Linked DNA regions of Homo sapiens: region 1 is linked to region 2. Evidence: chromatin loops called from intact Hi-C (ENCODE). Cell type or tissue: GM12878. All regions are shown on one strand. Links, peaks and the distances in the headings refer to the core of each region. The heading gives the core; the rest is flanking DNA. Region 1 has its middle 27 kb from the start of MIR572. Region 2 overlaps HS3ST1 (heparan sulfate-glucosamine 3-sulfotransferase 1).

Region 1 (15,496 bases), core at 4,968-9,967, 82 kb after region 2:
TGAGTTTGCTAATTAGAGGCAGAAAACTGGTCACTCTGCACCCTAGAAAACAGTATTAAAAACGACTCTAGGAAAAGTGATTAACACTCTTCTGTTCTCCAAGTGGCTGTGCCTAAGTGATAGTGGAGGAGAGAACGTGGTAGGATTAGTTCAGGCGAAACTTACCTCCTCGAACCTCAGAAAATTATGATTTCTAGAGTGACTAAATGTTGGGGGATTGATAAAACTTGGCTCATTAAAGCCTTTAAATCTGGAATTATAAATATGCTTGGTAAAGTTTTTTTTCTTAGTGATAAAGCATATTTTCCTGTGTTCTAAGACAGGACACTTGAAAAATTATCCTTATTTTTGTGATATTTTGGGAGATCATTATATACATCATTATGCTGCATTGAAATGCTGTTTAATTTCATGGGAAAAGGGAACTCTTACATGATGTTGATGAGAATGTAAATTAGTACAGCCATTATGAAAGTCAGTATGGAGATTCCTCAAAAAATTAAAAATAGAACTACCATATGACTCAGCAATCACAACACTGGGTATATACTCAAAGGAAATGAAATCAGTATATCAAAGAGCTATCTGCACTTCCATATTTACTGCAGTATTATTTGCAATGGCCAAGATATGGAAACAACCTAATTATTCATTAATGGATGAATGGATAAAGAAGATGTGGTACATACGCACAATGAAGTACCAATCAGCAATAAAAAAAAAGTGAGGAAATCCTGCCATTTGTGACAACATGAATGAACCTAGAGAACCTCATGTTAATTGAAATAAGCCAGTCACAGCAAGACAAAGACTGCATGACCTCACTCATACGTAGAATCTAAAAATGTTTGTCTCGTAAGAGTAGAAAATAGAATAATGGTTAGCAGAGGCTGACTGGTTAGGGAAAAGAAAAGTTTGAGGAGATGTTAGTCAAAGAATACATATATACACTCAGATAAGAGGAATAAGTTCAAAAGATATATTGTACAGCATGGTGACTATAGAAAATAATACATATTATACTCTTGAACAATGTTAAGAGAGTGGATATTAAGTGTTCTCATCACAAAAATAATAGCTATGTGAGGTAAAACATTTGTTAATTAGCTAGATTTAACCATTTACAAAGTATACATGCTATAACACATCACGTTTTACATGATAAATGTATACAAGTTTATATGCCAATTTAAAAAATAAATTTGAAAAGAGGAAAGCAATACAGTGGAATCCTAAGAATAATTTTAGGTAACTAAGATTTTACCTTTGACTTCTATAGACTACCATTCTTTTGAAATTCCAGGATATTTTGGAGACAGTTTATGTTCATTGTATATTGTAATACACATTTGTAAATCAGAAGGGTTTTGTTAGAAAGAAATGTTCTGTTATCACTGCAAGTCATAAACATAATGTTTGGCACATGTTAGCTGACGTTTTCTTCAATCTATCTCTTCTCTAACTGATTGGAAAATACATCGTCACATTGGTTAGAACTATGAATACAATAATCCATAATGGATGCTACATGATGGCCTGAGAGTGGTCTTTGGACCATTGTGCATGAGCTTTAGTTTCTGAAATTTTGTAGTAACTTAAATGTGCATGTATATTTGTGTGTGTGTGTGTGTGTGATGTGTGTGTATGTGGTGTCTGTGTGTGTGTGTGTGTGCCCTTCTTGGCTCTCAGCCTGCTGGTAAGTGGGTGATAAGTGCTGTGTTTTAGACAGACATGCATTGAGCCTTGCTGCAATGGCTGGCCAAACCTGCTCTAACAAAGTACCACAGACAGGGTGGCTTACACAACAAAAATGTGTCTCAGAAGTCCAAGATCAAGGTGTTGTCAGGGCTGGTTCCTTCTGAGGCTGTGAGGGAGAATCTGTCCCACACCTGTCTTCAAGCTTCAGGCGGTTTGCTGGCAATCCCTTTTCTTCGAAGGCTTTGGAGGAACACCACTCTGATTTCTGCTTTTATCTTCACATGTGTGCTTTATCTTTCTTCAGATTTCATCTTTTTAGAAGGACACTATTTATATTAGACTAAGGCTCACCCCAGTGACCTCATTTTAAGTCTTGTAAAGAGTCTTTCTCCAAATACGGTGCATTCTGAGGTACTCAGGTTTAAGATTTCTGCATAAGAACTTTGGGGTGGGGTTCAATACAGAGCATTTGGCATTACCAATGATGAACTCTGTCAGTAGGAAAGTCACTTGATTTTCTTTAGTCTCAGTTGCCTTACCTGTGAGGGAAGGCAAATATTACATAAATCCCAGGATTGCTGTGATAATTTTTGATGGACAAAGGCTCTGTGACTGTCCAAGTGCTATTCATGGTTATGAGGCCCAGGAGGTGACCTCACCCTGCAGTAGAACATGCAATGTTAATGCATAGAGCAGTTGTGGGGGCATCTGCATCTTAATTCCTAGTAAGGGTCCCGAACAACTTTGGATAAGAAACTACTATGTGTCTGCATGATTCTAACTGAACTGATAGGTAGCTCAGGTTTTCCTGGCTTGTCTAAAAAAAGCTGAATTTGTTGGTCTGCAAACATCTATTCACTCATACTGGGCATCTTCTTTTTCTTTCTTGACTGAAAAATACTAGGGGGATGTTCATTGTGGGTGGGTCTCAGGGGGGTGGCACAGTCTGTGGGTTGAGCCCTTAGGAGTGAAAGGATCTCAAACCTAACAAAAAGGAGCTCTTCTCTGGAAGCATGCAGAGGACCATGAAGCCTGCACCAACCCACCTGAGATACCTAAGAGACTGGACAGCTGAGATGCCCTGGAAGATATCTCTCCAGAAGGGCAGTGTTCACCTAGAAGGACAGCCAGGATGGGTGCCTTAGACCACACACCAGTAGAAGTAGGCACGGGCACCCTTGACTTTGATACCACAGCTCATTATAAGCACCTGGGAAACTGATCAAAACATCCAAGAAATAATACTGGAATGAGAGGTGGACTTTGAAGGGGACTGAAATTACATGATTATATTGGAAATTTAGATCAATAATGCTTATGGAATTCCGTCTGTATTCACAAGACCAGAAGACTGGGGAGTGTCTAGATTCCACATTTACAATTTAATGTCAAACTTATAAAAACCTTGAGATTGTTGTTATTTCCTACTTTATATATGAGAAAACAGTATCTTCTGTTAAGCTATTTGCCTACGTAAGTGTTTCCCAAGAAATTCCTGTACCTTCTGTAAAGTTCAGGCTACATGCAGCCACTACTTGTACTTTTTTTGTATTCAATATATTTTTTAAATTGATTTTGTCTTACTTAAAGTTGTCTTCAGAAACAATATACATAAAACCAATGATTTTCTATGATAAGATACATACATATGTACATGTATATCTGCATGTATATACATATATGTATACACACATGTATACATATGTATATATAGGTGTACACATATGTATATATGTATACACATGCCAATTTTATGCGACACATAGATGATATGTTTAATTGAAGCGAAATCCATGTAACATACACTTTGCCGATAATTGTCAGGTTGATTAGAGATGGGAAGGAAAGTCTGAGGCCAGTGACTTTGTGTGCACCTGTCATACATGGCAAGTCAGGAAGTCTGAATGCTGGAATCACACCTGACACACACTGGAAAGTCTTCCAATTCCACAGAATGTTGGCTGTCGGGTGTGGGGTACATAACCATGATCAGAGTGGAGGTGCTGTTGGAACAACTCTCTCTAGGGAGGTGCAGGAGTTCAGGGAGGAAGCTCCCCAGGGACTTGGCTCACCAGCTTTCCCTAACACTAACTTCAGTTTCTTTCTCCTTCTTTTTTGTATTTGTGTGGGCTCATTTCCCCTTATTTTAATAAAATATTCCTTAATCATGTACATCTCCTACCTATTTAGGCTTCTCTAACTGAACTGGCTGCCTCTATTTCTTCATGTGTCGTGCATTCCTTCTCAATCCAGTGCACTATGAATATACCATTTTCTCCCCGAATGATCCCTGCATTTCCACACGGACCTTACAGCTATTTCCAGCAGACTTTGGCCTTACCCACCACACTCTTGTGTTTGGAATGCTTCCTTTCCTTAATGTCTGCAACCCCCTCCATTCCCAGGAATTGGCTCCTCTAAGCAGAGTGAGGCAGGGAGGAAGACCGCTTTGCTCAGTGTTGTATCCCAGGTGCTCTATAGTGCCTGGATCAATGTCCAACCTTTTAGGGGAAGGAACTAATGAATGCCTGTATTTTTCCTGGTGGGAGACTTGGATTCCATTCTCTAAGATGCAATCAACTTTGGTGGGCTGCGTCACACTTTAAATTCCCCTGGATAGTAGCCAGGCTCTGAAAATGTTGGCTGGAAATCTTCAAATGCTCTGTGAGTATTTGGTCCTGACTCTGTGAATCTCCTGAGTATTAAGGAAGTAGATTTCTTCCATCCTCAAAGCACCATGGCTAATAGCCACACTTAGGAAGCAGACTGACCTGGGTTTTAATTTCAGCACTACACATAGTAGATGGTGACCTGGATCAACCTGACCTTCAATTCCTACAGCTGCAAATTGGAAAAAATAACACCCACATAATAAATACTGACATAATACCCACCTGTCTCAATTAAGCTAAACTAAATGAGATTATGCATAATCAATTTTGCTATGATGTGACATAAGAGTTTCTAAAATATCATTGTAACTATGTGTGATTATGTCGTAGGAACAGCAGGGTTTATAGGAAGAAAAATGGGGTTGGGGCACAACACTCACAAACTTTATCACGGACACTTTTTACCTAAAATGTAGAAACCTCATAAAAATAGTAACATAATTTCACACATATTAAGAGATGGAATACTAATAAAGATGGCCCTTGATCTTGAAAATGAACTGAAGTTTGCAGCTTGTGAGCCATTGTGAAGTGGAGGAAAGAAGGTTGTACGAAATTCGATGGAAAGTCGTCACACCAGATGTGACGGGCTCACTACACAGGCTGTGGATGGGAGTGACTGGGAGATGCTCACGGCATTGCCTGTGTACATTGTGTGCATTTCTACATGCTCCGGCTCATGCAGGTACAGTTTTCTTTGTTTACTAGTGTTTCTTGTGAACAAAATCCTGCTAAGCAAACACAAAATGTGCATTATACTCAAACTGTCCCCTGATAGATCAATCTTTTGGGAACATATTTGGATTACAAAAACAAACATATCAGAACTGGCTTTAAGTAAAAGGCTAGTAGAGTCCCTAAGCAGCAGGAGACATCCAATATGTGTTTTGTTTTCTCTTTTTAAAATTTCCATCTCTCTCCTTTAAATGCTGATCTTCCTAAGGCCAGGAGCTATTTTGTCCACTTTTGTGCTCCCAGTGATGGACACCCATTAACCAATCCAATCAATAAGTATCATTTGGCTGTTAGAGGCAAGGCAGGGTTGCAGTCTCTGGGGAAGGGGCTGCTGAGACAGAGACTCAGACATAAGAGATGATGCTCAGATCTCAATACCTGATGTCCCACAGGTGAGAACAGGTCTAGAATCCAGCTGGCCCAATGATGGACCCCTGAGTACCCGCCCAGGCTGGACCAGGCCTGCAGGCAGAGGGGCAAGTATTTCTCACCAAGGGAAGTGGAGGGCTCTAGAATCAAGAACTGGCCATGGTGATGCAAATGAGAAGTCTCAGAGAGGTGACGATGTCACAGATCTGGTAAATGGCAGAGTCAGAACTTGACCTCAGGCAGAACTGCCTTCTAGCCAGTGCTTTTCCCATTATGTCACTACTTAAGAATGCCTATGACAAAACTAGCGAAATCTACAAGGCAGGTACCACCGTAGCAGAACAAACTTTGTACCTTACATTTTATCATCCATCCTATTTAATCTTCAAAATGATCTTGCAATATAAGATTGTGATTTTTATTTTAAAAATGAGAAAAAATGACCTCAGAGAAAGAAAGTGACTTGTCCAAAGACTCAGGCAAGGACGTAGCATAGCCGTGAGGGTCTGGGTCAGCCTCCAGCTTTTTTCTCCTTTTGGGGGGCTGGGCAAGAATGTTATGGGCTGCTTGTGCCACACAGGGTGGGGAATGGAGGCAGGATGAGTTAAGGGAAGAATAATAAATATCAAATGCTGTCTGTTCTTGGCAAAGGGCATTAATTATATCAATGCAGAACATCATTCTGCTCTTTCCCTAATGGAAGCATAAATATGGCCCTTCTCTGCAATGAGCAATTTCCTTGGCTCTGCTGACACAATGGGAAATATCCTCAGTGAGAAAATTAAATATTGGTGTCACAGGACTATTAGAGAAACAAATGGTATTACACATTCCTCCTCCTTCCTCCACTGCCTTGCCATCTTTTCTCAGGCTGGCATGAAACCCTGAGAAGGGGCTGATGTCCCAGCCGTAGGAGTAGAGATGTTTGAGATGTCTGCAACATGGCGTTGTAAGGTCATTTGTTCATTACCAACGTCACACACTTTTATTTGGAACAACATGAGGTTTTACTGAGAGATTGTGATTCAAATTTGTGAGCTCCAGTTCAGGCTCTGCCTCTGAGCAGCTGCAAACTTAGGCAGGTTACTTAATCTCCCTGAGCTCCAGGTTTCTCTGGGCCTGTTTCTTCATCTATAAAATGAAGATGATCATTATCAATTATAATTGTCATCGTGAAACTACCTCCTTCACTGGCTTGTTTCAGAATTAATTGTGTTAGCAGCTCAAGTCTAGAAAACAGTATGCATAGTACAGTAGTACACACCACGCAGGAATGTGATTCTTTTTTCTTTCCTAAAAGCTCCTAGGGCCTGCATTTCACAATGTGGACATGGACAGTGTCAGGCTTCGCCCTGACCTTCTGGAGTTCACCACAATGTAGCAAGCACAGAAACACAGGTGCCTGACTCTGAAGCCTGCAATTTTGAGAATGCTCACCATGTGTAGAGGCCTTTTCAGAGTCTAACAACATTTCAACCACCACGGAAAAGTGCTTATACATCTAGAGTCCATATCGAGCAAAACGTGACAAAAGACTATCATAAGCTAATAAAAATGTAAACTATATCTAGATTGTATTCTACCAAACATTATTAACATGCATTTGAAAAAAATATTGGAACTTATAAAAGGAAGCCATTTTATTTGGTCTGGAGACAAAGCATGGTGCCTATGGGGGTTCAGAGCTCTTACACTCCCTCTGTACCTCCCATTCCTAACGCCTACAGTTTGACAGTTATGCGACAAAACAAGTCCCAGAGGAACATCTGCCTCCTTGACCCCTTAATGAAAAGTTAGGGTGACTGATACATTTTGTGATGAGATGAAACCCAGTTAGGGAATGATATGTCCAAAACTACACAGTGCTACACAGAGAGACAGCATAAATTTAGTGCCTCAAAAGCACACACAGAGGTTTAGCAGGGAATGTAGGAAGAGAGGGTGGAGCTATTCCCCAAATGTATCATTAAGAGTCAATCCCGGGGGCGGAAAATAGATAAATATAGAAACTAATGCAATTTGGCAAGATCACAAAGAAAAAAAAAAAGCTGATCATCTCTAAAGTGAGTGTGGCATGCAGTGCTCTGTTGAGGGAGGAGAAATGAAACAGCGGCAATGCATTTCACACTAGACGTGTTAATTTTTGCTTCTGCTTTTTCTCAAAATGTACACCTCTGCCAAAGTCTAAGATCTAAGTATCTGTTGAAATAGAAAGCAGAGCTTTGGGGGTTGGGGGTATAAAATTCATCTGGAAATGCATTTTTTATTTTCATTATTGACTCATGCACAAAAATGCTTATAAGGAGGTAGAAGGAAGTATCCGACATGGTTTCTGATGGTAAAGATGTAACAGTCAAGGTGGAGGTTTATGCCTTACCTCAAAAGATCTCTTACAAATATTAGACCCTATGTGCTGACGTCATCACTGTTACACCTAGTTCAAGCTAGAACCATCTCTCATGTGTGTATAAGAGTGCCTCCAAATTAATCTCACTGCCTTTGTTTCTACTCTGGCCCCATCATTATTCACCATCTATGAAACAGTCAAAGCAAAAGGGGATTGTTCAATATCCCCATTGTGTCATGACACCTTTGCTTAAAACCCTCCAATGCCTCTTTTTTCCTCTTGAAATCAAATAGAAACTTTTGACCTGGCCCGCAAAGTCTTCCCTGATCCTGCCTTCCTCTCTGACTTCCACTGTGACCTCCATCTCTCTTGCTCACTGGCTTTCCTACTGTGCCTTAAACACCCCAACTTTGTTCATCCTTCCCATCATTTGGGTCTCAACTTCAGGAGCACTTGTTCTGAATGATTTTTGTCTTCACCACTCCCTCTAGGACAACTCATACAGGTCAGTTTCTGTCACATCCTTTTATTTTTTTTATTTTCTTCCTAGAAATTGACTATATCTGAACTTATTTTGCTTAATCTGCTCAATTATTTTCTAGTTTGTACAGTGCCTGTGGACACCCTACTAGAACATAGGTTCCATGACAGCCTGAATCTCATCTGTCTTGTTTGTACAAAATCCCCAGTGCCTGAGATGTAGGGGTGTACAATAAACATTTTTTGCATCAATAAATGCACTTACTTAGTAGATCTACAAGGTTTTGAAATGGTCTAGGGACATCTGGGAAGCTTTTATACAAAAAAAGAAACTAGAAGGCTGACAGAAAGATAAATGGTTAACTATGTAAATAAAGTGTGTTCTGCACCTACAATGGAGTCTTTTAACATATGTAATCTCACTTGATTTTTCGCTTCCACCCTATGAGGTAGGCAGATCATGAACAACATCATCCTGTCCACTTCATACAGCAACCTTTAGGTCCACAGGATTATGGGCCTAAGACAATAAAAGAGATAGAGAGGAAGGGGTTTAAAGCAGGGAAATGGAGCTGTTCTTCCCATTAGTGAGGTTTCCAAGAGCTCACAAAGCTCTTCCACATCTATTATTCTATTCAGCTTTTGCAGCAGCTCTGAGAGATGTTTACTCTCCCTGGCGGTGAGATGACAATGCCAGTGCCACAGGGGCAAGTGCAAAGGGTATGGAGCAAGGAACTTAGGTCATGTCTCAGCTGCTCCCTTAATTGTGCTGACTTGGAGAAAATAATTTAACCACTTTGTGCCTCAATTTTCTCTTCTGTAAATGAAGAGATACTTATTCTCAAAATGGAGGTGAGGATTGAGTAAATCAATCCTTTAAAGCTATTTATTGTGGTGTATGGAAAGTGTACAACTCAAAGTTATTACATTATGATTATGATTGTTTTATTAAACCAAGGCTCAGGGAGTAATTAGACTCACTTAAGGTCATATAGTAAGAAAAGGATGGATCAAACTCAGATCTGGCTGACTCTAAAGCTGAATGTAGCCACAGAGCCAGGGTGGCTGCTCTCTTCTAAAAAATGCAGTCACTGATAGTCAATTCCACAGGTAAATGTGTGATTTATACACTTGGACCACTCCTTGTCATTATCATATGTGCATATTTATTTTCCTCAGTGAGGCAATAGGCACTTGGAAGCAAGGATTGACTATCTGCAAAGCAGAACTTAATGCTGGGTGCTCAACCACATCTTGTCAATTCATAGCCTTTCCCCTAAACTTTGTCCAAAACCATTCACCCTTTTTATTGTTCCACTGACTGTGGAGGTGAGTTTGCCTCTAAAGCAACATTGTTAGTGTCCCTATGTCATTCCTTGCCTTGCCCAGGTATGGACTCCGGTTTTTCATCTCAATATGAAGGAGCTCAGTAAGTTCGTATAGGTCTCCAAGGCCATCTCTGCTATTAACACAAAGCATTGCTGCTGTTTGTCTAGAACAGTAGCTTAAGTGCCACCTGCTCATCTGTGGCTTTGACAGTGTTTATAATAACAAGCTTGAGTTGAGCACTTGCGTATTAAGCATTGAGCACTTCAGAGGCAGAGATGGCTCCACCTTCAAGAAAATACATTCTAAGGAGAAAATTGACACCCATGAGATAATTACAAAACAGTGAGTGAATTCCCATGAAAACAAGAAGAATAGAAAGGGCTCAGAGGAAGCACCTGGTAACATTAGGGAAGAGGAAATCACTCAGTGGTGGCTTTCTGAAGAAAGTAATGTTGAAACTGAAATTTGTAGAAATAATGGAAATTACGCCACCTAATAAAGGTGGAAAGATTACTTTGTGGGTGAAGGTGGGGGTGGTTTTAACAAAAGCATGGAGTCCTCTTGCACACAAAAGTGGACAGGGTGGGCCATCACCTATTTTTGGTGCCTGGACGATGAAGATCAGGGCACCCAGTATCAGGATGAGTCTCTAAGTCTCTTACATGTTGTGCTAGGGTGCTGAGACATTTTCCTGCAGGTGTGGGGGAATTCAGAAGACAACAGTGAGGCAATGCAGAAGCAGCAGCAACAGCACCATCTACTCATGCCAAGCACTGTGTTAAATCCTTCACAAGGATTATGCCATCTTTGCAAAAACCCAGTTAATTGATGTGGATGGAATAAGAGCTCCAAAGATGCCCACATCCTAATCCTCCAAATGTATGTGTATATTACCTTACATTTTAGAAAGAGACATTGAGAATGTGGTTAAGTTAAAGATCTTGAGATGAAAATGTTTTCTGGATTTTTCTGGGTGGGCCCACTTTATAAGGACAAATGTCCTTATAAGAGAGAGTCAGGAGGGTCAGAGTCAGAAGCAGAGATTGGGGTGATGTGTGGTCATAAGCCAGGGGATGATGGCAGCCTCTACCAACTGGAAAAGAATAGTAGTAAATGGGTGAGCTTCTAGAAAGAACCAGCTCTGCCCATCCAGTGTAGACTTCTGACCTCCAGAACTGTAAGATAATACACTTGTATTGTTTCAAGCCACTGAGTCGGTGGTAATTTGATATAGCAGTAATACAGTAAACTAATACATGGTATGATAAAATCTTCATTTTAGCAATGAAGAAACTAAGTCTCAGTGGGGTTCATTTGTCCAAGACCATAACAATGCTATAAAACGGCAGAACTAGTATCACAATCAAATTGTTCAAATTCACTCTCCAGTACTGCTACCAACAATTTTTTTGGCTGAATTGAAAGTAGGTTCTTGTCAATTCCTTCCACTTTCCATTCTTGGCAATCCCCTTTATGCAACAGTTATCCCCCAAAATGTCTCACTCTTTACAAAATAAATGAGAACGCAGAGATCTTTGACTTCTAGCAAAAAAAAAAAAAAAAAAAAAGATTAAAAAAAAAACTAAAGGAGGGGGGGAAACACGGGTTATTAACATCTCAATGAGATCAGAAAATCTGAGTTTAAAAATTAGATTGGGTGATAAAAAGCGCATTCTTCATAAATATTTAACCTCCATCAGCATGACAGTAATTAGAGAGTTGAGCTGAGCACATTACTGGCAGCGGGCTGTCCCGGTTTCTAAAATGGAAGGCCTGCTTTTGCAGCTTCTATGAGAAATAAATGATAAGAGTTCAAGAAAACAAAACACTGCATCTGCCACCAACATTTTTTTTGAAATGCCACCAAAATGATGCGTTTTAATTGTTGAACTCCTAGCAAAACTGCCTTCTATTTTAAGGCTAAAATGGATCTGAGGACTGTATATGACCATCTCAAACAGTTACCCTATCTCATACTTCTATATTCATTCTCTATGCCTTTTGGGCAAATTGAATTCCATAATGGCCTTGATTTGTTCATGCCTCCCTGAGTGACACCCTTTGCTAATGCCCTTCAACACTGACTCTGACTCCAGGTTTGGGCATGTGGTTTGCTTTGATCAAAAAGGAGAAATCCTGGACGAGCTTATGAGATGACAAAAGATATGTTGTCTAGTTGCCTATTGACCCTAGATAGCAGCAAGCTAACTGCCACCCATGAAGGTCAACCATCATACACTATCCAGCCCCAGAAAACCACCCACTGACTGACTATGGACTGCAATGATAATGTAAGTAAGAACAGCTCAGACTAGCAGAATCCTCTGGCTGAACCCAGCCCAGACTGCTGATGTGCAGAATCAAGAACTAAAAATACTTACTGTTTCAAGTCACCCAGTTTTAGGTCCACCTTGTTATTCAGCAAAGGTCAACTGATCTACTTCCCATTGCATTCAGGCATGCTCTTGTGTCTTCATTCTTAAAATTAACAAAATTAAATGATCCAAACAGAAGGAAACAAACTTACAGCTCATCTTTACAAGCAGCTGCTTTGCAGCCACAAATCTATACCATTGCAGGGGAGTAAACTGGTCACAAGCTGTCTCTACCACTCTCTCTCCATTCCACCTCATCCCCAGTTTCACTTTTACAGCCAAATCTGTTGAAATGGTTGCTATTCGACTTCTTCACTTCATCATCACTCTTTGCTTGCTCTAGTCTAGTTCTTGCTCCCACCCCTTCACATCACTATTTATACTGAGTTTTGTTTGGACTCTATTATTTGGTGACAATAATATAGCAGAAATCTGAACAGAAAGCAACAGGGACTCAAACTGAATACACTAACAATCTAAAAAGGAAAGTTATCATTAGGATATAGTGTCTCAAATAACCCAAGAATGGAGACCAGCTGAATCTAGTGGTTCAGCCACCGCTAGAACCACATTTTTTTCTCTCTATGTCTTACCTTTGGGTCTTTCCACATGTTTCCTCCTCTCTTTTCTCTTGCTGCACACCGACTGTCTCTTTCCTAGCCTGAAAAACAGGAAAAAAAATTATGTTAGTCAGTAACATCTGAATTGCATCATTCTAGTGCAAAAGAACAGCCAGACCCAACTGTCCTCTTTTAATGGAATCCACATTCCCTGAAGACCTCTTCAGCTGGCCCAGCTTGAGTAAGACACCCACCTCTGTACTGACCAGCTGTGACCAAGATTTGGAGTCATACTCTAATTACATAGAATCACTCGTGATAACCCTGTGGATAGAATTGGGGGAGGGAGGGATAGATCTCGGAAAAGCAGATCCCAGCAATGTGGTGGGTACTAAGTTGACAAAGGAATAAGTATCCACTGCCGTTCACCTCTTGGTTCCCAGCCTTGTAGTCTTTCCATAGACATAATTTCAAAACTTCCACACCCTATATGATCACATCTTCCCGCTACAGGTTTTATTATAATAGCAGCTCTCAGAATTACAACTTTATTCTTCTTTGTATAATTACACAATTAGCGTCTCTCTGTCCCACTAGTTTATATTTACTAAAAAACAGGGGCCAGTATGTTGCTTGGGTAAGGTCCTGGCCCATCATAGGAACCCAATACATGTTTGTGAGTGACTAAATAAACAAAAAGTGATTTTAAGATTTGGAATCCAAAATTATGTCATTCCTCAAAAAAGGAACAAAACATGGTGTACCTGGGCCACTGTGTTCTGAATCCACAATATATTATCTCTTTTGTGAGGAGAGGAGAGTGAGACATCAAAATGTTGGATAATTCAGCCAAGTTCACACAACTAATATGTGGTAGAGCTTGGACTTCAATCTCTATATTTGTACATAAGAATCTCTGCTTTTGACTATTCTGCTCTATAGATTTTTCTAAACATACAATGGTGGGAGAAAAGCAAGATAACGGCATTAAGCTTCACCAAAAAAAAAAAAAAAAAGAAAGAAAGAAAAAGAAAAAAAGTTGATGCAGCAGGCACTGGTCATTGATCTGGAGAATAAATCACATTCTGTTGAACAAATATAGTAAGGTGAGTAACAGGATGAATGGAGCACATGAAGATGAATTCTTGGAATCACCTCTTTGATCACAGAGTGAAATTCATGTTCAGTCATGTGGCTGCACATGATTGTGCCCACGAAGAGGATTTCTTTTATGTGTATACCTATATAGCCTTGTGCTAGAAGTCTTATTATCCAGCATAGAACCCTCCCCTGGTCTAAGCCATATTCTAATTGACTGCCCCTTAGAAACAAGACTTAGGAAGAAAGATAAGATGAGGGCTATAAGCAGGAGTCCTTTGGAAAGACATGCGGGTTCACATTTTCTTAAGTCATCTGATTTCTTCCAGCTAGCCCTAATCCACATTTCCGTTGTCACCTCCAGTTACCTGGGGTCTCAGATTTCTAGTTAAGAGCAGAAAATCCTTCTCTTTATAAATGTATGTTTCTGATATCCAATTAGCTTATAGTGTCTAATTAAAAAATAACCATGCACATAGTATGATGACCTGATGAAATACCTTTAATCATTAGTGTCAATGCACACATCTGAGACGAAAAATCAGCAGGTTAGCTTCACTAGTGAATTCACTACAATGGAACAATTGCAAACTCTTCAGTCCAAAGTGAATCCATTCTCATTGCTCTCATTACTCATGACACTGCAGCTCTGAACATCTGCTACTTATAATACTGCCTGTGGCAAAGTTATGGTGCAGTGTTTAAGAGCGTGAAGTTTAGATGCAGAGTATGTGAGTTAAGTGCTAGCTGTATGTTGGGGCTCAGAAACCAATACCGCAGGATATGGTGCTTTGTAGATGCTGAATTGTAAAAGAGACCTCAAGGTCTCTCTGGCTCTGCCCGTATTGCTCACCCACCACCTCTCCCTAAGCATGGGATAAAGTTGTTATCTGAAGTTTTTGTGTTTACCTAAGGTCAGGACCTGCCAAAGAAGAAAACAATTACCCTCCATCTCTTCCCTGAGTGTTCATTAACTGAGGAAGGAAAGAAGACTGAAGTCTTTCAACAAACATGGATAGACTTTGTCACAAACCATTGTTCACTCTGCAAGCCCAATAGACTTTGCCCCAGACCACTGTATGCTTTCAGACCCATTGAATCCCACTAAAAATCATTTACTATCCTCCTAAAATCATGCACATTTCCCCATGTATTACAGAGGATATATCACCATCTGTACCCCATTGAAATATTAGGCAATTACCCTGTAATTCTCTCTGTGCACATGGTAGCAATATATTTGTAAAGACTTTTCTCTTATTAATCTGCCTTACTGTGAGTTGATTTTTCAGTGAACTTTCCAAGGGTGGAGGGGAAATTCACTTGGCACCAACATCTACTACCCACTGGCTGTGTGACTTTAAATAAGTTACTTGACTGCTAGGTGCCCGAGGTTCCCCATTTATAATATGGGTGATAATAGGGTTATTGTCATGGTTAAAGGGGATTAAACAGTGTGTACCCTTTTTATAATATATGATATGTGATAGTTATCAATTCATGTATTTGTTCAAAATACTCTTATTACAAATAATAAAATCCAACTTTAACTAGCTGAGACAAAAATGATTTATGGAAATCAAGACTAGAAAGAAGATAAAACATGGAAATAGTTGAATTTAGAAACTCATATACCATCATACATTCTTCTTGCTGAAGACAGGCTTTTTCTTTTCTATTGTCTGGATGGAGCATAATGGCCACAGTCAACCCTCTTTTGGTTTACTTCTCTTCAATTCAAACAGCAGCCGGACTTAACTATAATATTCATTTAATTCTCAATTGCCAGTTAAGCTATTTCGTTGTCATGGTTTTGGGCCAGGGGCTTAGCCT
Region 2 (15,496 bases), core at 1,564-6,563:
GGCCAAGGGTTGCATCCTCCCTCTTCCTCCTCCTTTGCAGATCCAGTGGTACCCTTGCCTCGCCTTGCGCGAGTCTCGCTCCTCCCTTTCCCACAATGTTATCATGAGCTATTTTTATCTACAACTTGTGCCAAGATGCTTTTGGGGGGATTCTAGGGAGGCCACTCCAAATCCACTGTCTTTGCGCTGCGCTCCGAGAAACAGTCTCCTGTTAGCATGGAGCAGCCTCAAGGAGTGGCGGGGAGGGTGGCCGAGAACGGAAGGAGCCAGTCCGCCCTCTTCTCCTCCCTCAGCCCTAGCCCCGGAGGGAAACCCCGCCACCACCAGCTCGGCTGCGCCTCCCGCCAGTAGCCCCGGAAGAGGGTCCCCAGACGAGTCCCCACGCTCCCGCTTTCAGGCGCTGGGTGCTTGGACACTGCTGAGGCAGCAGCCTGGCACAGGCAGGATCCTTCATTCCCACCCGTGCGTTCTCGCTTTGCAGGCAAATCTCATTTTATTTTGTTGAAATGCTTCCACCCAAGGGTTAATTCCAGGAATTCCATCTTTAAAAAAAAAAGAAAAAAAAAGGAGGGAGAAATAACCCAACTTCTGCCTCCCTGCATTTCTAAAGCAAAGCGCATCCTTTGACGTTCGGATTTTTTTCTTGCTTTCTGCATTCCTGGTAATATTGGGTAACACTGGGTGCAATTAGAATAAGCCTTACCTACTGAAATTCCAGGAGACGCGCGCTCCGCTGCAAATCCCTGCCTTACCCTTCCCGTTGTACATCCAGCGCTTAGATTTTCCCCCACAGGATTGCAGAAATAACATATTGAAATGGACCATTGTGTTACATAAGGTTTTCTCCAGCGCTAAGCAGAGAAAGAACAGCTTCTAAAAGAGTCTTTCCAGGTTTTGGTTAGCCCATCTAACTCTTTCAGCTGAGTTTGACAGGGATGGACAACTTCATGACTAAGCACTCTTAAGTGGAAGCAGTTAATTACAACAGCAGCATAGATGAAGATTCCTTAGTGAGGCTTATTAAGCTGTGCTTCTAGACTGTGGATCCTCTGTGATGCCACAGGGTATACAATGCTCTGTAGTTTTAAGATAGGAGATTTTTGTTCTGAGAAGCTGGTGAGAAATTGGCATCTTGAGATGGCATCGGAAAAAGCAAAGGGTTCTTTACTTTCCTGTGGTTATGTCTAGAATGAAGCCTCAAGCCCCCCCCCTGGGTCCCCCTAAAAGTTGGAGCATGTACTTTTCTTATTAAAATAAGAAATTATTTTACTGGAAAAATCTTGTGAGGGTTGGGGGGGGGGCCTCTGAAGGGAAAAGCCACATGGAAGCTTCTCTTGCCTTGAATTGAAACTCGATGGTGACTAGGAAGGGGCTAGAAAGATGGCCTGGGTGGTGTAAATTGCTTCACTCATGCACACTGCCTTTCTGAGAACATAGCAGCTACCCACAATGGCATATCCCCACCGTGGTTGCTAAATCATGTCTGTCTATGGGGGCTAAAGTTTGGAGGAAGGCACAGTAAGATGTATCTGGTGTCCTGATGAAATTGAGCCTGTAGGCTGGGTCAGTGCTCAGGCACCAGGTTTCCGGGCCTGCATCTAAGCCTGGGTCCCTGTGTTAGAGACAGTTGTTGCAGGAGAGTGGTAACTTTTTAGCAGCTTCCAGGGAAATGCAGTAACTTTCCAGCTAGTGCTGGAAAATATCAGGGCTATTCCCAGTTTTTTTCCCCTCAACCTGGCTACTTGACCTGGTGCTTTCAATTGAGGCTGCTCTTTTCTTATGGCAGAAGGCAGGAGAGTGCTAGCTGGATTTAAAGCCAACTTCTTGCCCCATGACCTTGGGCAACAATTTCTCCCTCCCTGACCCTAAATTTCTTCCTCTGCAAAACAGTGATGAAAAGATTATTATAAGAAAGTGAGAAAATGTATATGAAATGCATCTTGCCGATTGGAGAACACTTGTGCAATTGTAAAGGGTAAAAAATACAAAAAATTAAGTTTTATCGTAGATCTATTTTAATGTTCATTTTAATCATAGTTTGCATATGTCTGAGTAAATGACATATGCTAAACATTAAGTGGGAGAGATTTCTTTTAATTGGCCAGTCTCTTCTTGTGATCACTCCACCTGAATGCTACAAGCACCGGGCCTCACTACTTCTCAGAATGATTCCTTTCTTGTTTTCAGGATCACAGTCAATTTTTAGAGTGTTTTTCCTTTTAACATAATACACATTACATGTCTTAAGAAAATCTGTTTGAAGAGAGGGCCCTGATGTTAATTAATAATTTTTTTAAAAAAGGAGAAAAGTCACAAATGGGGAGTGACTCCACTGGGGAAAAGTAAAACATGACCAGTGTCACGAGATGACCCGGGTCCCCCTTGTCTGAATCTTTCATCAGCATAATGCACTGGCTCCTCATCATTGCATTTTAGGTGTTGTTCCAAACGTGTCTCCAGAACCTAACTCAGTGCCTGCCTGGCACTTAGACATTCAATAAGTATATTTGGAATAATTGAATGAGTGATTGGACTGAATCTTCACAGCAACCTTGGAGAGCAGATGGCGTCATTTCTATTTTAAGGATTTGGAATCTGCCGATCGGAAAACTTAATTAATTTTCTAAAGGTACAAAGGATTCCAGACTAGAATTCAGGCCTGTCTGTTCTTATTCCACTCTACAGTCGTGCTTGTAGTGCCCTCTCTCTTCAGACTCACTTAAAACCCTTCTAAGCAGTTGGAACCAAACATCCTATTTAGGGAACACAACCTTCCCTTCATAGAAGGATTTTTTTTTTTTTTTGTGGGAGATGGGCCTCTTTCTCCTTGTCCATATCTCCCAGCCCTGAACTAGGGCTTAGTTGAATGATCCCACCTGGGGCCTGGAATCTTGAAAGACTAGCTAAAGGGCACAGGGACATTGGAGTGTTTATTTACCACCTTGGATCATGGATCAAGTGGCGTTGGCAGCAGTATGCATGTCCCAAGCTGTGGTCCCAGAGGTGCCTTTTCTGCAACACCATCTTGATGTGCCTCTGGTGCCCAGGTTCCTTTCATTCCTTCTCATTTTCCAATCCTGGCTTTTCAGCTTCTCAGCAATTCCTAGAGGCAACCCATAGTCTTCAAGTGAATTCCCTTTCTCCCTGACTTAGCCAGAATTGCAACCCACTGATGTACAGCTTCTCCCCATTCATCTTCAGGCCTGTCTCCAGCATGAAACATCCTTAGCTTCCTCTACCCATGGGGAATGAAGTCTGTAGCTTTTTCAGATCGTTAGAATAATATCTACTGGGCCGTAGTTTGTCAATAGTTATGTGCTACTACAAGAGGTCTAGAAAAATGAATACATTATTCTTCCAAGCAATACTCTAAACATAACAGAAATAGATCCCAGTGGGCATCTTTCTTTTTCTCTAATACATTATGCTTTTTGGTAGTTTTCCAGCAGGGGTCGCAAACTCTAATGTCTTCAGCAGCCAGGCAAGTAACAGCTTGAGTGGAACAGGACTTGGGCCCTGTGCCTGGGTAAGTGGGGGTTGTAGCCCAGATCCAGCACAGGGGCTGCAGGCGGGACTTCAGGTCTGGTCTTGCCAGACCTGGTTATGTTTTTTTTTTTTTTTTTTTTTCAAGATAGACTGTCAATTCACAGTTTTATGTAAAATCTACTCACTTTCAAGTGCCAGCAGCTAATTCGATATTCCTAAATAACACCATGTGGGCCAAACCAAACATTTCTGTGTGTAAGCCTTATATCTGTCACACAGGCCTCCAATGTATGGCCTCTGGTTTCCAGGGATATGAGGGAAATTTGGAATATGAAATTCAGGAGGGCATGTTGTTCAGAATATCGAGGCAAGAGTGTAGGGACATGGAGCACAGACAGTGCTCTAGTTAGTTACTGTTTACAGAGTGAACCTCTGTTCGGGATGTTCCTTCTTCCTATCTCTGCAAGTGGTTACAGCAATCATGTTTACTCCTTTAACACGTTTATTGAGTTCCAGCCATGTACCGCATATTGTTCTGCTCACCGGTGACACAGTAGGGAACAAAACAGATGGAAGTCCTCGCCCTTGTGCTTATCTTCCAGCAGAGGAGACAGACAAAACACAAGACAGATAAGCAGAATCTCTCCTAGTTAGATAGTGATGTGCTAAGGATTAAAAAATAAAAACTAGAGGAAAGTGATAGGAAATATCAGGATACTGGGGAGAAACCTTAGGCTGTTAGCCAGGGAGCCTGCAGTTCAGTCTCTGGCTCAACATAACCCAAAGTTAAATTTCATTATCCAACATAAAATATTTTCTATGTGGGAGTTTGATTGTATCCTGGGTCTATCATCCATTGGGTAGTTTTGGATATTGAGCTATACTCTCAATTTTAATAAAACTGACTATTGAGCACGTTTATTGTCTGCCATGTACCCGGCATTGCATTACGTGTTAGAGTACATTGATGAACAAAACCAGTCAAGGACTACTCTGCAAGGAAATTATAGACCAGCATGAAATACATTAAACATGATCTCAAATGATTAGGCAACTACAGTGATTGAGGACTGTGGTAAGGATGCCTTAATTGTTGAGTTTTCATACTCAGAACTCTGACGTTCAGCACTTTTTTTTTTTTTTTTTTTTTTTTTTTTGACGGTGTCTCGCTCTTGTTGCCCTGGCTGGAGTGCAGTGGCGTGATCCCAGCTCACTGCAACCTCTGCCTCCTGGGTTCAAGGGATTCTCCTATCTCAGCCTCCTGAGCACCTTTTAACTTGATCATTTGTTTTGTTCCAGGAACAGTTTACATCTGTGCTTATTAACTTACTTTAAGCCTGCTCCCATCGTCCACGGAAATTTTTTTGAGGCTTTAATTTCTTTATCTGGCAATGACATTTTTATTATAAAATTTCATTTTGCATTATTAAAAGTATTTATTTTTAAAAAATGTGTTCCAAGTGTAAAGTGTGCTTGTGCCCTTGGAGACTCTGGTACACCTTCTCCCAAATCTGCCCCTACCTTTGCTATTGATTGTCGTTCACAAGGCAGTTGTGCAGGATATTAAGAAATAGTTCTTGTCATTGATGAATTTACAGTTTAGTATGGGAGTCAGATAAATAACCGAGTCTCTGCCTGTCTCATGAGATGGACCATCCCAAGAATATTTCCCTTTCATCACCTTCTTTCTTTCATGGTAATAATTTCTTCAGTAACATAATTAGGTAGCAAGTATGTTTATCTGGAGTCACCTTGTTACTGGATTGGCTTATTTGCTTACTTTCTCACACTCTCCCACCAGAATATGTGCTCCAGGAGAGCAGGGGCAGTGTCTGTTTGCTCCAGTTTCTAGAACAGTGTATTGCTCAGAAAAGAAGAAACAGGCGGCATTTCTGTCTGGGGGAGTTAGGAAGCGGTTCATGGTGGAAGAAATATTTAAGAAAAGAGATGTGGTGAGAACAGCCAAAGAAGAATGATAAGACGTAGTCAAAATTGCATAGCCCTCAAACCTTTGTTGAAAACTCATTTGTCTATTTTAGGGATTCCCAATACGGTCAGTCCAGCTGAATAACTGGCATATTAATACAAGCGCTTTGCTGAATAGATCCTGGTCTGCTTGTGCAAAAGCACTCTGGCATGAAAAGAATGTAGTAGATAATTCCTTACTTTCACATAATGTGACAATACCCACTGCCTCCTTTATCTCTCGTACCCAGTCCTGCGAGGACTGCAGGGGAGCTCTCACCATCTTCATTTGCTATTTAAGGAAACTGAGGTCCAGAAGTGAAGAAACTTTTCTTAGAGATGCCCAGAGTAAAGGTGGCAGACTCCGGATCCAGGGACAAAATTCTCTACCTGCTGTGAGCAGTAGGCTCAAGGTGGAGATTTGTTAAATCCCTGGAGAACTGAGTAGTCCACATTTTCTATAAGCAAAGAAATACATTTAGATGTGAAACATTCACATCTCCTTTCATCCCTCAAGAACTTCTATTTCAGCATTTTATGTCTTGTCGAATTTCCACTAGAATTCCTGCAGATGAAGTACTTGTACACCCTGTGGTAGGTTGTTTTATGTAAATGTCTTCACTCTTTAGTTTAGGAGGGTAAATCAAAGTTCTGTGTCAGCAGTTAAAATACAGTGAGAGAAAGGTGATTTCGGCTGCAGCTGAAATGAAAAGCAAGCTTGCCTAGCTGTGCTCCGAAAAATACATACTTGTGTGGCAGGGAATGAGAGTGGGCTGGGAGCCTCCTCTGGAAAACTGGCTTGCACTTTACTTGAATTACTTCTAAAACCAGATCTCTCCCAGTGTCCTGGGTAGGAAGGAGGGGGAGGGTGTTGGTTATAGATTTCTGAGATTAGATTTTGGAGCTATTTTGTGGTTGAAAGAGCATGACTTTGGAAGTCATGTATGTTTGAATTTCTGGCCTGGTTCTCACTAGTTGTGTCACTCTGAGTAATAGACGGTTTTTCTGGGCCTCGGTTTTTTTCCATACTCTAGTGAGGATTGAGGGAGATGGCCAATATATAGTGCCTAGCACAATGCTCAATGTGTTTTTCCTTGTGTAGATTTGCCAGATTTAGCAAATACAAATACGGAACACCTAATTCAATTTGAGTTTCAGACAGACAACAAATAATGTTTTAGTATAGTATGTCTCAGATACTAAAAAGTAAGAAATGTGTCATGTTTCTCTAAAATTTCAATTTAACTGGACATCCTGTATTTTATTAGCATCCCTATTCTCCTGGTAGCAGTTCTGAACGATTCTTTTCTGAAAGTTCTTGTGCCATAGAAAGATAAAGAAAGCAGTGTTGTCTTCAAGGTGAAATGACTTGTCCAGGGAGTAGGGTCCAAGATGAAAGAGAAGGGCTGTTTTCTTTGGTGAGCTAAGCAACAGAACAATCAAACAAAAGCAAGCTTATTTCTTTGCTTAAAAGGACCAAAAGAAGTGTAGAGCAAAACAGAACTCTGGGCATTGAAGAAGTGAGTCTGATTCTTGCTTATGTCACCAAAGCACAAGCCAGATTATTCTCAACACCCTTCAAGAAGAAGGTATTTCAACCCTGTGAGGCCACCAGCGTAGTGTTCGTTCCGCTAAGATAGAACCTTATTAAATACTAACATTGCTCCAAGCTCGTTACTGTAGGGCTGGAATTAGAAAGACTAGCGTCACACAGCGTTCCACTGAGTACACTGAAGGGATACTTTGTGCTTTGAAAACTCACACCTGAAATTGCTCCTGCAATAAAAGCTAATAAAACTGTTAGAGAGCTTTTCAGACTCGCTCCCCCCAAATAGATGAACACAGATTATAAATTGAGTCTGAGATCTCTCCTGCGACTGCTGGAGCATGACGTTCTGAGGAGGGCTGTGAAAATGTTGCATTTCCATTTCAGGTGATAGACTGATGGGGAACTAAATTAACAACAGTTTTGTTGCGTGTGGTCTTTCCAAAGCAGAGTTTCATGCTTTCTTCAATAGTGAGGTACTGCTCATGCCAAAATAACCAGTTCCTGTTGCGTGTAATATCAGTGACTCCTCATTTAACCTGAGCTCCTAACTAGCAGGGTGTTTACATGAAATATGGGACAGAAAGAAGGTAGAACAGCAGTATGATTAGTGTGAAGGCTTAACCAGCCAGAGAGATCTGGTTAGAATCTGCTATGCTGCTTTGCAGCCATGCCATAAGAGGTGAGCTACTTTACAGCTCAACGTCTCAGCTCCACCTCCACAAAATAGGCTTAATTAAAATTATAGCACAGATTTTATTTCATGTGCATTAAATTAATAAGTTATGTCATGCACTTATACGGTGTCTGGTTCACGGTCAGAATTTTTTTTTAAAGGATGCCATTAATGATGAGGGAAAGCAAGGAAGGCCTCTGGATTGCAAACTCAACGTCCTGTCACAAAGACCACAGACTAATTTGTTTTTTCAAATTATATTCTTAATGGGTTAAATGTGCCCCTACCATATACGTTTTATTACTAGAAGGCCCCTACTTTTTCTTTTTTTAAAATTTTATTGTATTTTGTTTTACTTTAAGTTCCAGGATACAAGTGCAGAACATGTAGGTTTGTTACATAGGTAAACGTGTGCCATGGTGTTTTGCTCCACCCATCAACCCGTCATCTAGGTTTCAAGCCCCGCATGCATCAGCTATTTGTCATAATGCTCTCCTCCCCTCTCCCCAACCTCCGACAGGCCCCGGTGTGTGTTGTTCCCCTCCCTATATCCATGTGTTCTCATTGTTCAACTCCCACTTAGGAGTGAGAACATGCGGTGTCACAAACTAAATTTTATGCATCATATTCATGGGAGAGTGTCTCAGTTTTTTGCCCTTTGTTTCTTTAGTCTTAATTTATATAATTCAAGCAAGCACTGTTATTCATTTTCTAGGCCAACCAATGAGATGCAGCAATGTAGCAAAATATGGAAGGAACAGTGAGGGGGAAGATGCAGAAAAAGTACAAGGAGAGGAAGAGAAGTGGGGAGATAAGGCAAGATGGATAGAGGGAGAGAGAAGGGAAGAGAATACAGGACAAGAGAGAAAAGAAAAATCATGACAAGCAGAAAAAAGGATTTGAAGAGCATAGAAGTCCAGTGATGTTTTGTGACAGGGTGGTCTTCAGCAGCCCCTGAGTAAACCCCAACGCAGCCAGACCACTGAGAGTGGTACATGCCACTCCCTCTCCCTGCCTCAGCAGAGCTTCTGAGGACCCCAACACAACACCTCATGATCTTGAGGGAAAGACATAGAAACTGTAGTGTTCCAACTAGAAAGCATATGGAGCATGATAGGAGCAGTGAGCCATGTGCTTTCTCCCCAGTCTGTTTCTGTGACAGCTGAACATCACAGATGAAAACTGAAGACAAGGGACCTGAGTGCCATCTTGTGGAGGGACAGGCCATGGTGCCCCTGGTGGTCCTCTCACTGTGTGGGGGTTTGGTTTGGTTTATTGGTTTGCATGGTGTATCCTGGCCTTCCTCCTGTCCCTAAGCCCCACCTGCCTGCACCATGGGAACTGATCCTTTCTGGGGTGATGAGTACATTGTTACCAGTCATTCTGTGATGCAGGATCATTCTTGGGGCCAGAGCTCCATTCGCCACGCAGTTTGAAATTCATGGTGGCTCTGGGTATGAGAGACTATTCCCTGATCCAAAAGGGAGTGTAGTATTTGAAGCATTTGATGACAGGGAAATGACTTTGCCTCATCGAACCTTTGTCGCCTTATCTGTCAAACAGAATTATATTTCCTTATGGACTTTTGTTGTGAGAATCACATTTCATAATGTATGCAAAGCACCCATTAGAGAGCCTGGTATGTAGTTAAGTGTCTATAATGCTGCACTTAATAGCAATGATTATTTTTCTTGCTGGTAAGCCTGATTTTGATTGAAAAGCAGATTACAAATGTCATCATAGATCTAGCTGCTTATTGCCTTCCAGTCCACCTCTGCCTTCTGGCCGATCCTCCCCTCCAGGTGGCTAAAGTGCCACAGTGTCCCAAAGCAGCCGATGTCATCACTCTGCTCTAAAGTAGGAGGGGAGCAAGGTGCAGAGGGGCTGAGAAGAGAGGGGCTCTCTTTTAATCACAGAGGAAAATCTTTCTCAAATGCCAGAATATTTTCCCCTTGTGTCCTCTTGGCCAAAAACTAGGTCACAGGCTCACAGGCAAAATCATTACAGAATAGGAAACTGAGGCACAAAGACATTTGAAGCAGTGAAAGAGGAAAATGAATCGAATATGGTAACTCTGAATTGATCCCTCTTGCCTTTGGGCAACAATTACACTTCTGTTTGTATATTACAATTGGAGATTGATCCTGCTCAGCTTCATCACTTGTCTTTTACTGCCGTCTTCAGCTAAAATACAAATCTGATATCTTTCTGGCTTCTGTTTTGTTTTTCCTTCCCAGCTCTGTCATTTTTACAGCCATTTGCAATCTGCAATATTTCTCTATGTTAATCTCTCTTGCTAACCTGAGAAATCTTTGTAAAACACGAATATAATTAGGTTATTGCCCAGTCCCATAATTCAGAATGTTCCATGGATTTCCATTACTCATAATATTAATGTTTAAGTGCAGGACTTTTAGATGCAAGAAGAGATCAAGTCCTAGCCACATCACTTCATCACAATATCACCTTGGGCAGGTGAATAATCTCTCTAAACTTCAGGTATTCTTCCATGATTTTTAATTATGTATTTTTCATACACTCATTTATTAACATTTAATTTAGTCTAATAGATGAAATTGTAAGAGGATGGGGACTTTGTCTAGAGCCGCCCCCACCAAAATCTGTCTCTAATCTGAACCAATGCCTGGCAGACAGTGGTCACCCAGGAAATAATTGTGGAGTGAAAAACCATGGAACATAACGCCCTCCATTTCATAGAATAGCCAGGATTAAATATGATAATGCATTTACTGATTATTTTAATTATAATGCATTTGATTAACTTAGAATGTTTAATACACATAGTGGGTGCTGGAAAGCTGGCTGTCCTTTCAGTTTTTGTTTTTTTAAATAATGAAAGTAGTACCAAAATTCAAGTTCTGCAGGATGGCTCTCACATTCTAATTTATTAAGCCTCATCATTAGCCACTCTCTGTTCTGTATACATACCTCATAATCTGACCTCAGGACCACCCTTTGTTCCCAGATAAATCAGGAATGTGAGCATTCACACCCCTACGCATACTGTTTCCTCTGCGTAGAACTTTTGTACGTTCTCCCTTTTCTTATCAGGTTCAGACTGTATCATTCTTTAAGAGCTGTCTAGCTCTGTCCCAATACACTGCTCCCTCTCCATAGTAAATCACTGCATGTGTGCCTTTTGCCTTGGATCACTCTCTTCCAGGCACTTGATGGGACATGCTTTCCTTCCTAGTTGGAGTTCAGCAGGGCCATGCAAAAGCAAGGGGAACTGATGTGTGGTCACCTGGCCTGAAGCTTTAAGAGCCAGCCCATGCTTTGTGTCAGATCTCCTCCCCACCAGCCTGGTGACTGGCACTACTCCGGAGAGTACCTGCTCCGTCTTTCTGCCTCTCTGAGAGACTCGAATGAGCAGTGTCCTGCCACCAACCCTCATGGGACAAACAGCCAAAGGGAGGAGGGACAGAGATGTAGGTGTTGATCTCAGCCTAACCTGGCATACCCTGAACGAGGCACCACCTCTTCAGTCCTCCTGGAGCTCTCCACATTGTGCAGGTGGCACTGTTGTCATTGCTCATTGACTTGGCTGCATCCCTCAGGAGACAGCTCCCAGAGAGCAGGACAGAACCACGGTCATGCCCCTTCATGCCCCTTCACACCTCTCGTGCCTAGTCCAGAGTATAAGTCCTTGATCCCTGAGTGAAATATGGATTTATGTGGTGAGGGGCGATGAAAGGAGGGGCATTTGGTCATGGTTGTTAGGAAGTGAAAGTACCACTATGATAAACAGAATTATCAGTCTTTGAGGGGAGGCAGATCTTTTCATTCGGATTGCCTGAGTTCAGATTGGCAGCTGTCCTTTGTCATCTCATGAAGGGTTTAAAGTGACCTGAGAAAATGTCCCCTGGGTAAGGTCAATGCTACCTGCACTCTGCCCTTCCCTGAACTCTCTCATGGGAGTTCTTATGTGCATCAGCCCTTCCCCAACCAGGAAGGCACCTGTTCTAGGAATGTTTTTACACTTCCAGGCGTACTGGAGCAGCCTGCTCCTGCCGGCTTCTCACCCCCACACAAGTCTCCTTAGCTGCACACATTTCCGCAGAAGCACTCTCTCTGCATTGTCATTGGGTCATTTGGTGACATAGACCAGTGGGCCCTATTCATTTAGACAAACCCATGTGTTTGGTTTAAGATTGTCATCACCTGCTCCTTTTTCTTGCTTTAGTTCTTAAGGTTCTCTGCTAAAGGCAGCACAAAGGCTAATTATCTTATGATAAGTTGTCCTTTAAAAACACTAGATTAAGAGCCACTTTAGGCTTTTTATTCTGCTTTTTCTTTGTCATCTGTCTCTGCACAGCTATCAATAGAGCAGCATTTTTCTGCTTTCACTGGAGAATGTTTCTTTCTTACTCATCAATTTTCAGAATGTTGTTTCTTTCTTTACTTATGACAACTATTTAAGCAGACAAAAATAGTTGTTAAACCTAAGTTATTACTAATATTTTTCTTTCACTTTTCTCTTCAAGTTAATATCATTGAGCTATTATTGATTGAGTGAATACTATTGAGCAATTATTTATTGTGAGTCTATCATATGTCAGGTGGGCTAAAATGTTTTTTCTATAATATTTTACTTAATTCCACCTAAGAAAACAAGCACTGGTCCCTTTCTTCAAGATAGGGAAATTAGGCCCAGAGTGAAAAATAGCTTCTTCAAGGGCATGTAACTAACCCAGAATGCAAACCCAAGATAATTTAAACATGATTGCTTTGATCTTTCTGCCCCATCCATTTATTTCTCTGTTTCCCTATTTACATACTTTAGCCTGGACATTAGTTCAAAGTGTTGAACTTTGTTTTTGTCCTCACCAGACCCCTGAACTTTCCTCAGGTGCCTTCTCCATGAAGCATATTCCAAATTTCCTCATCCCAACCTCCTTAATGTTGATGAAATAATGTCTATTCCACAGTTTCTTTCATCTCATTGGATTGGCAGTGTTTGTTTCCAAATCCATCTTTCCCCTTACACAGTGGGTTCCTTGGGATGGGACCTCATTTTCTTCTTACATTTCTGGGCTTGGTTACCTGTGACCTGAGCAAATGACATCTAACCCTCTTCAGTGTCTGAATTTGCTAATCTTACATTGTGGGGGTGAGGAAAGGGGATAATAATTGTAGAAAGAAATCCTGGATTCCAACTTAGTGACTCACAGTATTAAAATTCTCTCTATGAATCTAAGCATTTGAAGAAAAACTGTGAAAAACCAATCCAGAAATCTCAACACAATTTCCAAAGCTTATTTAACATGAGCTACTGTTCTTTGGCCAAGCCTACTCATCTTCCTTGGCATGTTGGACACTAACGAATCTGTTGGTTTAGATTTGATATCAATCTGGAATACAAAGCCAGGCCTGAGTGTTCACGCTAGCTGGTTGGGGAAGTAAATACGGTTGTTAAAGTAGAAAAGCAATGGGACTGACTTCACCAAGGAAGCCACAGTCAGTTTTATTCTTTAGACGCCTCTGAAAACTCATCTTTATGGTACCATGCTATGGGCTAGAACATTTCAGGACCTCTAGGCATAGCTTCCTTCATTAATGTGCTGATGACCTTGAGAAGGTTGTGAGAAGCAGGAAGTCTTGAAAACTCAGTTCATCATTGGAACAACCACACACGCGTGTATATGTATATATACACACACACACACACTCAAAGAGAGACACAACAATTATATGCCACAGGCCCCTCTTGAAAGGAGATGGAACCAGGACTTGATGAGTGAACCTTGCTGAGGTCCCATCAAATCTAATGAACATGACAGAATAAAGAGCAACATAGCAAAGGCTCTCTTGCCTGCAGCTATACCGCCCTGCAAGTGCCTGACTGCAGAAGCTAAGCATGGTCAGGCCTGGTTAGTACTTGGGATGGAAGACTGTCCAGGAAGATCCAGTGTTTTATGCTTTAAAAAAAAGAAAGGAAAGAAGCCTATCTCATGCATCCTCCTGCTAGTCCTTCATTTCTCCTGCCAATATCTTTGTTTTTCCTTCTTTCTCACTATGATTTAGAGGAAGGAATGCAGTTATTAACAGACAATAACTCATGTTCACATGGTTTTTTTTTCAATTTTGAAACACAAAGCAATCTATTTCTAATTGTAGCTCTGCTATCCTTCTTCTTATCTCATAAAGTATGAATAAGACCAAAATGGTTTTCATGTAGATCTCTCAGTCCATTATCGATGAGCCTCTGTGCTCTTCCCACAAGCATCCTGTCCTTAGCCCTCTCACAGCCCTAACCCTAAGGTGATCATGGCTGTTTTTGTTTTGTTTTGTACCTTCTCTCCTATTGTTCCCTCTCCACACCCTATACCCTGCATGGTCCCAAGTTGTTTGAGGGAAGAGACAGGGTGGGTGTCAACTGTGTCTCTAATTTCTTAGTGCCTGATGCACCGTACATTTATTTAGGCCTTGACTCTGAATTGTGGATACTCTCAAACCCTGATACTTTACAAAGTTTGCTTCTCCATTTGCTAAGGAAGAGGCGGAAGAGGCTGAGTGTCATATGTGGCACAAACCAGGAAACTAGACCCCTGTGGCAGTTCTCAGTCCTCGGCTCTTTTCCTAAGCAATTCTACTCACTCCCAATCGTCCATACCTCATTTAAGCAAGCAGAAGTCTTAGAGCAAACTGCCTTCCTCCAGCCTAGAAGGTGATTAAGCTGCCTGTTTGGTGTGGGGATAAGGGAAATCTTATCCCACCACATGCCCCAGGTTGGAAGGATTCTCTTCTAATGGTATGCTTTATTGTCACTGATAAACTTTTTATATAATACTTATCTTAGTTAATTAGGGCTACTATGACCAAGCACCATAGGCCTGATGGCTTATGAACAACAGAAACTGACTTCTCACAGTTCTGCAGGCTGGAAGTCTGAGGCCAGGATGCCAGCATGCTTGGGTTCTGGTGAGAGCCCTCTTCTGGGTTGCAGCCCCTGCTGAATTCTCCTTGTACCCCACATGGCAGAAAGAAAATAAGCCAGATTTCTGGCCTCTTCTTAGAAGGGCGCTAATACCATTCATGACGTCTTCACCCTCATGACCTACTTGCCTCCTAGGGGCCCCACCTCCAATACCATCATGATGGGGATTTGATTTTAACATATTAATTTTGTAAGGACACAAACATTCAGTCCGTAGGAGTATAATGCTTTCTTCTTTGCCTTGTTTCATTCTAGTAATGGTTAAGCATTCTTCATAGATTATTTCTCAGTCTAACTGATCCACCTCTCAATCAGGTCCTGGGTTCAATGAATATTCATTGAATGAGTGCTAAGTATGATCTGAGTGGAATCAGAGCAGCAAGTGCAGTTTGAGAGACCCTATCCAAGGAAACAGCCTCTTTTCCACTAAAGGCTGTATTCTTCCCCCTCCCCATCAAGGAGACCTCAGCAGCTTAGAAGTTTGATATATGGTGCTACTTTTAACCTATAAAATGTTAGATGCCCACATTGGTGACAAAACTTTGTGGTTAATTTTTAACAGTAATCACTTTGGCTAGGAATTTTGGATTCCGTGGCTCTTGGAAAATTCTCTTGAAATTCTGGATTCCAAGAGAGCCATGCATGATCAACCCGTATGTTTCTCAATCCTCTAAAGCATTCATGTTTTAGATTGATCTTATACTATCTTAGAATTTACGACCCAATCGTTTCACTCTGTAAACAAGGCTTAGAGTATCCCTGTGTCTTGCTGACCATCACATGGAAGTCAAGACAGAACCAGGGACTAGACCCCAGCTCCTATCTCCCAGTTCAGCACCCTATTTACCCTGGTGCTTTGGCCCTT

The links. Peaks named below come from ENCODE experiments on the same cell type or tissue, not always from the same donor. Only the 100,000 strongest peaks of a DNase experiment are listed, where the experiment ranks them.
Region 1: a loop joins it to region 2, with 2.2 times the contacts of the local background. A loop is called at or near these places in 1 of 110 quality-filtered maps.

What each region holds. Positions count from the first base shown.
Region 1 is chr4:11,333,935-11,349,430 of GRCh38, reverse strand. No RefSeq gene overlaps it. Among named protein-coding and RNA genes, the nearest start is that of MIR572, 27 kb to the left of the region's middle. In GM12878, for the core only: no CTCF peak of the experiment used is centred there; a DNase peak (open chromatin) is centred at 7,600.
Region 2 is chr4:11,412,169-11,427,664 of GRCh38, reverse strand. All of the region lies in intron 1 of HS3ST1 (heparan sulfate-glucosamine 3-sulfotransferase 1), which reads left to right. It also overlaps the pseudogene RNA5SP156. Among named protein-coding and RNA genes, the nearest start is that of HS3ST1, 9.0 kb to the left of the region's middle. In GM12878, for the core only: a CTCF peak has its summit at 3,455 (motif pointing right); no DNase peak of the experiment used is centred there.